3 separate regions of the Homo sapiens genome follow, and all the other regions are linked to region 3. Evidence: chromatin contacts called from ENCODE Hi-C data. All regions are on one chromosome and are shown on one strand. Each heading gives the region's core, a stretch centred on a gene start or an enhancer-like site at or near the end of the contact. The rest is flanking DNA. Distances are from core to core; before and after follow the strand shown. Region 1 holds the start of PSMD14 (proteasome 26S subunit, non-ATPase 14). Region 2 holds the start of TANK (TRAF family member associated NFKB activator). Region 3 holds the start of CCDC148 (coiled-coil domain containing 148).

Region 1 (2,700 bases), core at 5-2,504, 2.9 Mb before region 3:
CACCTTAACTGTAGTTAATTCAGAACCACTATATATCTTAACCTCTAAACTTCAAATGAGTCAGCTGGTAGGTAGCCTTACGTGACAGGAAGGCCACCATTATATTAATCATCTCCACTAAAACTGTGTTCATGTTTTTGTTATTTCTACAGTATCAGTGCATGTCTTGCTGCTTTTCTCAAACACATTAAGTCAGAAGCACTAAAAAAACACTTGTGACCAGTGGAACAAAATCACTTTCACACTATAACTCTATTTTATGCTCATTTTTAAACCCTTTCCCCTGCCTTTCCATAATATTTTATCAACTTATATTACCATTTATTTTCTCGAGAATTTTTCCTTCAGTCACTAGGTTTATAGACTCAAAAGTTTACATTCTTTTTCTTTTGACAGACACAGAGCTACATCCCCAGGAAAATTAAGTTGCAAGATGTAACATACGGTAGCAGATTTCTACTTTACTTAAAACGAGAAATGTAATCAATTTACCAACAATTACTCAATTAGTATGATATTGAAAGTAAGTTAACAGCCATAGTAGCACACTTTGTTTTTAAGATATTCAAGGTCCAAAAGCAGTGTATCTGCAGGACTTTTGTTTACTTTTTGGAGGGAGCTGAAAACCTAACACTAACAGAAAAAGGGTTAAGGCTTACAGGAAGGACAAGAGATAAAACAAACGTATTCAATGGGAAAGTTAATTCTACTCTCTCTCCCTTGTTTTCCCGGTCTGCTTTGAAAAACTTCAAAGCAGACCGGTTAACAACTATGGATAGAGCACAGACAAACAGGCCATAAACAAGGATTCTCTCTATATAGATGGAAGAGGTTCCCATGATGTGAATTCGGCCAAACAGAAAAGAATGGAGAAAGGAGGCGACATCCAGACCTGACCCTGCCAGAGAGCCCTGAGAGCAGGCGAAGAGAATGAAGGAGGCCGGGCTCCTCCCTCGCGGCCCAGGCCTCCTGTGGCAACTCAGCTGGGCAACGTGACTCAGGAAAGCACGGGGCTGGCGGCGGCCTAGCACGGCTGCCTCCCCAGACCTCCCAGGCCTGCCTTCTGGGTCTTACCTGAAGACGGGCGGGAGCCGGATGCCGCGATATGGACCCTTGTCTTGCCTCTGTGGTGACGCGAAGACAGAGGCAACAGCAGCAGCGGCGCACACCCGACGCGGCTCTGTCTGCAAACCGGCGATGAATCAGCCCGATTCCATTCAAAAGAGTTGCCCGGGCCTCCGCCGCGAAGCACTTCCGGGTTCACTAGTTTGCTTCGGCTTCCGTTCCCCGACGGCCAATTGGAGACGACGGAGAGTCAAGCGGATGTCCAGGAGGAGCTCTTGGGACAGACGGCGCGGGCGGCCCGGCGTCTCCTGTCTCTGGCAGGACTGTGAGGCGGCACTTAGCGCCCTGGTCGCTCGCGCCCCGCCGACGCCTCCTTTTTCTCTCCCTACCTCTGCGCTCTGCGGCCGCCGCTGAGATCTGGGACGGCGGCACATCCAGCCCGGGAGACGACTGGCTAGGAAATAGAACTGTTAGTATTTTGAAGCCCAGATCCCCTTTCGTTTTGGTGTTCACTACTATTATTGCCCTCCTCAAAAACTAAAAGGTTCATTTGAGCTAGATTTAACTTGGTTATCTGAGAAGAAAATTTTTTTAAAAGAGGGGGGATGGTGTGATTAGAGGGGACCGGTAAGACGCCCTTTTCTGTAAGTCCGCTTTATCCACCTCTTGTCATTATTGCTTTGCAAGGATTGGATTTCAGGGAAAACTAAGGTTTCCCAAATGTTCAAACCACCTATTTTAAGCCGAGTTTAGTTTACAGGGTTTAAAGAGTCATTTATTCACATTTCTCCATGTAATTATCGGCAATCACATTTTACTCATGATCTACTTTGTGCTAGGCTTTCAAAAAGCAAAGTTGCAGAAGATATACTTGACAAGTTGATATTACACTCTAGGTCTAGGTACAGTCTCTGTTTAAGGCAGCTTGTTTGCCACGTTCCTGTCACTTTCTCAAATATGTTCCAAATAACAAGCATCTTTAAAGCATTCCTAAATCGAGAATGGTGATGAATCTACTGGACAGAGGGTGAGGAAAGATTACAGCGCCTGGATCCAAACTGTGATTTGAGTAGCACAATTGCTTTAAGATATTAATACCTTTAAAAACACAAAGATTATTTTACTCATAGGTAATATTTGGATCCACATCTTTATGCTTCCCCCCCAAACCTATGCCTCTCTATTCATTTTTTATGGGAGGAGGGGGTGAGTAGCCCCGTCCTCCAAATAATTTTCCTAATCAGAAACTTAAGAGTATGAACACTTGCCTCTTTTTCATCTCTCCCCACTGTAGAAACCATGAAATGTGTAATCTCCATAACAGCTTTTCCAATCCACCACTTCCCCTTCTAAATACTCCCCACTTTGGCCTTAACTCAGACCTTCCTCACTTCTTTTTTATTTTATTTTATTTTATATGTATTTATTTATTAATGCATTTTTGAGTTAGGGTCTTGCTTTGTCACGCAGGCTGGAGTGCAGTGGCGCCATCTGGGCTCACTGCAACATCCCGTCCCCGGGCTCAGGCAACCCTCCCACTTCAGCCTCCTAGGTAGCTAGGGCTACAGGCGCTTGCCACCATGCCCAGTTAATTTTTATTTATGTTTTTATTTATTTTATTTTTTTAGTAGAGAC
Region 2 (2,700 bases), core at 156-2,655, 2.7 Mb before region 3:
GGATTAATGAAATCTGTAGTCTAATGAGAAACAGATAATTTTGAAGAATACTGGGCAATATATACGGACAGGACATAGTAAGTGACAGTTAACTATAATTTGGTACATCTACACAATGCAGTACCACGCCAACATTACAATAAAATAGAGCTACATATGGCAAGACTTTCACCATATATATATATTTAATCTGAAACAGATTATCGAACAGTATGCATAATCTCATTTTCATAAGAAAGCAAAATAACATGGTTATGCACATACAGGAAAGATGTGGAAGGCTTGGATTACAACTGGGGAGAGGACTGAGAAGGATTTCACTTCCTGCTTTGCACATAGTTGTATTATTTGAGGATCCCTCCTCTCTCAAATGAGGACACAATAATTTTTAACAGAATGCACTGCTTGCTTCTCTGCTACCTCTCGTTTGGGTGTGTATTCCAACCGCGGTAAGAAGGCAGGTCATTTTCTTTTCCTTCAATTTCACGTCGCTTCTTCACTTCCTTTACTACCATCTCTCCCTTATTATAACTTGTCAAAAGCATCTCCTGTGAGGTGAGATAAACACCACTTTACATAGCAAGGCTGCTTTACTTTTGCTCGTTATAGCATAACAATAAAGGCACAGCTCTTCTTTGATTATCCTCCCCCTTTCTACTTCTAGAAAAGCACAGCTTTTTTGCCTGTAACTCGTTGCTAGTCAGTTTACACCGGCGTGAGGACTCTACCTAACGCCTGGGTTCCCACTGTGGGCGGGGTTGGCTTCTGTTCTTCCTGCCTTGGCCACCCACTCCCTCCGTGACCCTCTGGGAAGTTACCCAACTTCTCATTGACCAGGCTATGATGACACCCCACAGGAAGGCAGAGGGGAATTGTGCAACCACCTTGGGAAAACAACAGAAAGAACCAATTAAGTTTTCGAAAGAGTAACCACGATACTACTTGATTCTAGGAGGCAGTCTCTCTCCCGAAGGGAAGTCGGGAATGTTCCTGGAGGGTCCACTGCTCACCTCGACACCGCAGGCCCTTCCACCCCCATTTCCCGGGCAAAGCAGCCGGGACGAGTCCCTCCCTTGAAGCCGTTGGGGCAGAGGCCGACGATGCTATGCTGACATCGCGGGCCCGGAAACCAACCCACAAGGAGTCCGCTCCGGGGGAAGGACTCGCGTGGTTTCTCCCGCACAAAATCCCTCCCCAAACTGCAAATTGGTTGTCTCCGCTGCTCCTCGGCTTCTCTCCCTGCGGCGCCCCTACTGTCAGCGCGTCCCTCTCGCTCACGCATACAAATTCTCCGACGTCGTGCTTGACGGATTCGGACACACCAATTCACAAAGTTTCTTACTCACACAGTTCACGCTTTCAGCTGCGTTCCCTCTCCCCTCAGGTCGCCGGCGCCTGGCCGAGTGACTCCAACCGGAAGTTGCATTTTGTTCCAGTTCAGAGGGCAGTGCCTGCGCGCGGAGCCATTAACTCTTCACCTCCACCCAACAAGGCCAGGGCCCTTCCGCCCTGCCCCACCCAGCCCAGGGCTCTTCTGCCCCGCCCCTGCCCGCCCCGCCTAGCGCCCTCCCCCAGCCCTGCCCAGCCAAGTCCCCGCCTCTTAGAAAAAAAAAGCGTCAGCAGCGGAAGAGAATCCTATGTCAAGTGTAAAGGTCACTTGTGAGTCTTTGCTGGATTTTTTTGCCAAACGATAAATAACCGGTAAATAAATAACCAGTAAATAAATAACATCACCCTATATATGAGTTAGAGTACACAAGAATCACCTGAGAAACAAAATGTAGTTTCACCAACCGACTCCTACAGCTTTCATTTCAGAGCAACTGGAGTGAAGCCCAGGAACCTGCATTTTCAACAGATCCTCGTAAATTTATGTAATTAAACGTGGTTAAAGTCCACACTCTGAGAAACACTACATATACACATACCCATTTGGTTTCTCCCCAACTGGTAGTATTTTTCACTAAATGTATTTGTTAAAGAGGAATGGCTGGAAATGGAGGTGGAACTTTATTAGAAAATTTCCCATGAATTAAGACTTTCCCATTATTCCAATTCCTAGCCATGCATGAATATTATCTAAGATTCATATCTTAGATACCGCAAGAAAGATATCTTTTCCCTTTAGGGCAAGAGGATGAGGTCTGGCTGCCCCAATTTCTCCCTGTATTTCTGAATCATGGATGTTTACACATCTTTCCTTAGGCCAGTAAGTCCAAGGATTTAAAAACCTGCCAAGTTGCAGTGCATTCTGTCTAGTTATCTTGAATGTTGCTGTATACTTTTAAAAGTCAAAGCCTAAATATATTTGAAACAATGTTTTTAACAAACAGAAACTTCTTATATATAACGTTTTGACCAGTTGAATAGTTTTCTTGTAATAAGTAATTGAGTTAAACATCACAATACAGTACTGCTTTAAAAAAATTATTTAAACTTTTTTTGAGGGCAGTTTTAGATTCACAGCAAAATGGAAAGGAATGTCCAGAGATTTTCCATATACTTTCTGCCCCGACACAAGCATAGCCCTTCCCCATTATCAACATCCCTCACCCCAGTGTGATGAAAAAAAGCTGTTATAAATATCTGTGTGCAGGTTTTTTTGTGCGGACATAAGTTTTCATCTCCTTTGGATAAATACCAAGTAGTATGATTGCTGGATCATAAGGTAAGAGAATGTTTAGTTTTGTAAGCAATTGC
Region 3 (2,700 bases), core at 151-2,650:
GTCCCCCGCTGTACACACACACCTGACTACCGCTGCGCCCCGAGCGGCCACGGCCGCCGCGGCACCTCCACTGCCCGCGCTCGCGGTGTGTCGCACTCAGCCAACACGCAGCCAAATCCCGGCCCCGCCGCTCGCTCTCCGGGTAGCGGTCCAGGGGAGAGGGCCGGCAGCCTCGGCAGCGGGCGGGGATACCAGATCCGCCAGGGAGGTGCCGCAGCTCCGCTTCAACTCCTGGCAGGGAGAGGAGGAAGCGGCGGCGCAGGAGGGCAGCGGCGAGGCTCGGCGCTGGGGAGCCGGGAGGGGTGGAGCGTGAGGATCCGCGGCCGGTAGAGAGGGGCGCACTAGGCAGAGGGGTGGGCAGGACCGGCAAGGAGTACAGGACTTCGGGGACAAACGCAAGACCGCGCGGGCAGCAGGGGCGTGGGAAGACGGGGAGGGGACCAAGGTGCAGGATCTGGGGCTAGAAGGACAGACAGCCGGCCCCGAGTGCTGAGGAGGGCGGGCGCCCAGTGGTGTCGAGGGCGACTTGGGGCGCGCGGCGGCAGGCAGCGGGGAAGCCGCCGCGAGGGCGTCCAGCAGGGCTCAGCGCGGCGCTCAAGTTCGGGGCTGGGAGCTCTGAATCCGAACAGCCCAGCGTGGGCAGAGGTCGTGCGCTGCGCGTACGGGAGACCGGGGAGAGGAATCGCCGGGAAAAGCAAATGGAGGGTGAAACTTGTGCGCCTGCCGGGGGGAGGGGAGCAGCAGGCGAGTGCGGGCAGGAACACGAGGCGGGGCAGGAAAGCCGCGGCGGCCGCGAGGCGCTGGGGACGCGGCAGCGGGAGGGAGGCCCCCGGCCCCCGGCGCGCAGGTCCTGGCCCTGGCGCGTGTTCGGGGCGAGGGCCGAGGGTCTCGTGGGCAGGAGTCTCCGCGCCCTCCCGCGAGCCCACACACTTACTTTCCAGCTTAGGCAGCGGCCGTCGTCGCTCCAGGGATCAGGGACATCGGCGCCGAGGGGTCGCCGCTGCGGCACCCGAAAAAATTAAAAAAGTGCCGCGGCGGCGCGGCTGCCCGCCCCTCCCTCCCCCACCGGCCCCCGCCCCCGGAGCGGCTCTCCCACCACCCCCGGCGGCGGCGGTGGCCAACTTGCCCCTCTACCCCTTGCCCATGGTGCCGCCTCCGCGGCCGGCGTCGACGCGGACTCAGCCCCGGAGCCCCCTCTACTGCCCAGAGGCCGCCGCCGCCGCCCGCCCCGCTGCCAGCCCTCCCGCCCGGCCAGCCCCGGGCTCCCGGGAACGTCAGCACGCCGCCGTCCCCGGGCCAGCTCCCGCCACCCCATTGGCGGGAAGGAGAGGGCTGGCCCTCCCCATTGGCCCGGCCCTCATATTGAACAGGCCAATGGGAGCTGCGGTTTCAGGTCGCCATAGAGACCGATGCTGTTCAGCGCGAGAGGGCCTGGAGAGGGTGGGTGTGAGAGAGAAGGTGTCTCAGGTCTCGGGCGCGGGAGGGGGTGGCGGAGAGGACAGGGAGATTCCCCAGCGCTGGCTCTGAAATCTGGGGCAGGCTTTCCTTGCCTTACTGCCAATCCCAACTGTGCCTGGTAGGGTTTGTCCCTGGCGTCAAAGGTAGGAACAGCTGAGCCCTTAGATGTACCCCTGACGGCGAGAGCCCAGGAGTGGGCGTTTCACTTTTCCTGCGTTTGGGGAGTCCCTGAGGCTATGCCCTTTGACCTTTGACATGTGTGCAGCTTCTGCTTCTCCAGGTGAGTTTGCACCCCATCCCTTCCATCGCTGCTTCCTCCTGACGTCACTGAGCCACCTAAATCCTACTTATGTTTGTTCTCTGCAGCCACTCCCCCTTCCCTGGGGTGGATCTTTCCTCAACGTTTTGGGTCCTCAAACTCATAACTCTTCTGAAAGACTCAAAGAGGATTTCCTTTGAGGATATTTTGGTAAGGGAACGAGGTGGCGGATTGTATGATAGATGCCAAAGCGTCAACACATGAGCTAGCCTGTTCCCTGATTCTCAAAGCAAACCTCTAATCTCCCTGTGGGCAGATATTTATTAAACACATCTGTGTGTACATCCCGCACTATGAGCTTGACAGGTGCATGTTCTTTCACTTGAGAGGTTACAGGCTTGTTAAAGATAGAGGAAACAGAAACAATCCTTCACACCTTGTGATGATTTCACAAAAGAGTAAGGGAAATGGATTACAGTTGATGGATTTTGTTTTCTATTTTCCAGTATCTCTTTAAATTTGATATGGAAATAACCTGAGGCATGAAATCAGTACACGCAAAAATCTTGAGCTTTAATAATGTCTTCTACTTTCATTTAAAATCATTTTGTGGTGGTTTATCAATACTAATTGTTTTTTGTCAATAAATTTTATGTTTAGATATCACCTTCTTAAAGTGAGATTTCATGAACATATTAGGCTTTAAAAGATGATATTGCTCTAGCCTATAGCCACTGATATTCTTACATTCTTTTGGCGATTTTACTTTTTTTAGACTAATCTCTTTAGTAAGGAGACTATGTTACTACCCCTCAAATTGGAGGGACCATATTGTGTGAAAAAGCTGATAGGATTTTGGAAATTACAAATATTTTGTTGGGAGAAACAGGTTAATGTGTGTGCAAGCTGCATATGTCTAAGTATTGTTCTGAATTTTAAGTTGGGTGATATGCTTTGCTACTGGTTTTTATCTTACTATAATT

What was found. Hi-C counts contacts between places; a loop is a spot of excess contacts on that map. Pooled maps may share reads with other maps.
Region 1: a loop to region 3 is called in a map of endothelial cell of umbilical vein, with 8 times the contacts of the local background. The contact joins the promoter of PSMD14 here to the promoter of CCDC148 in region 3. A Hi-C loop is called at or near these places in 2 of 168 maps with a recorded cell type or tissue (endothelial cell of umbilical vein and naive thymus-derived CD4-positive, alpha-beta T cell) and 8 of 50 pooled maps.
Region 2: a map of CD8-positive, alpha-beta T cell shows a loop between it and region 3 (24-fold over the local background). The contact joins the promoter of TANK here to the promoter of CCDC148 in region 3. A Hi-C loop is called at or near these places in 2 of 168 maps with a recorded cell type or tissue (CD8-positive, alpha-beta T cell and naive thymus-derived CD4-positive, alpha-beta T cell) and 9 of 50 pooled maps.

What each region holds. Positions count from the first base shown.
Region 1 is chr2:161,306,979-161,309,678 of GRCh38, reverse strand. It overlaps PSMD14 (proteasome 26S subunit, non-ATPase 14), which reads right to left and starts at 1,254. Exons shown (of 12, transcript NM_005805.6): 1 at 1,075-1,254. RefSeq lists an enhancer at 927-1,386.
Region 2 is chr2:161,159,133-161,161,832 of GRCh38, reverse strand. TANK (TRAF family member associated NFKB activator) reads right to left here and starts at 1,405. Exons shown (of 8, transcript NM_001199135.3): 1 at 1,347-1,405. It overlaps TANK-AS1 (TANK antisense RNA 1), which reads left to right and starts at 1,543. Exons shown (of 3, transcript NR_187173.1): 1 at 1,543-1,701; 2 at 2,597-2,668. RefSeq lists an enhancer at 932-1,695.
Region 3 is chr2:158,455,453-158,458,152 of GRCh38, reverse strand. CCDC148 (coiled-coil domain containing 148) reads left to right here and starts at 1,400. Exons shown (of 14, transcript NM_138803.4): 1 at 1,400-1,738. The coding sequence starts at 1,714. PKP4 (plakophilin 4) reads right to left here and starts at 1,201. Exons shown (of 22, transcript NM_003628.6): 1 at 935-1,201. LOC124907900 reads left to right here and starts at 19. Exons shown (of 1, transcript XM_047446754.1): 1 at 19-1,022. The coding sequence starts at 699. The coding sequence ends at 1,022. RefSeq lists silencers at 202-421, 452-511, 532-581, 832-881, 1,102-1,471 and 1 more.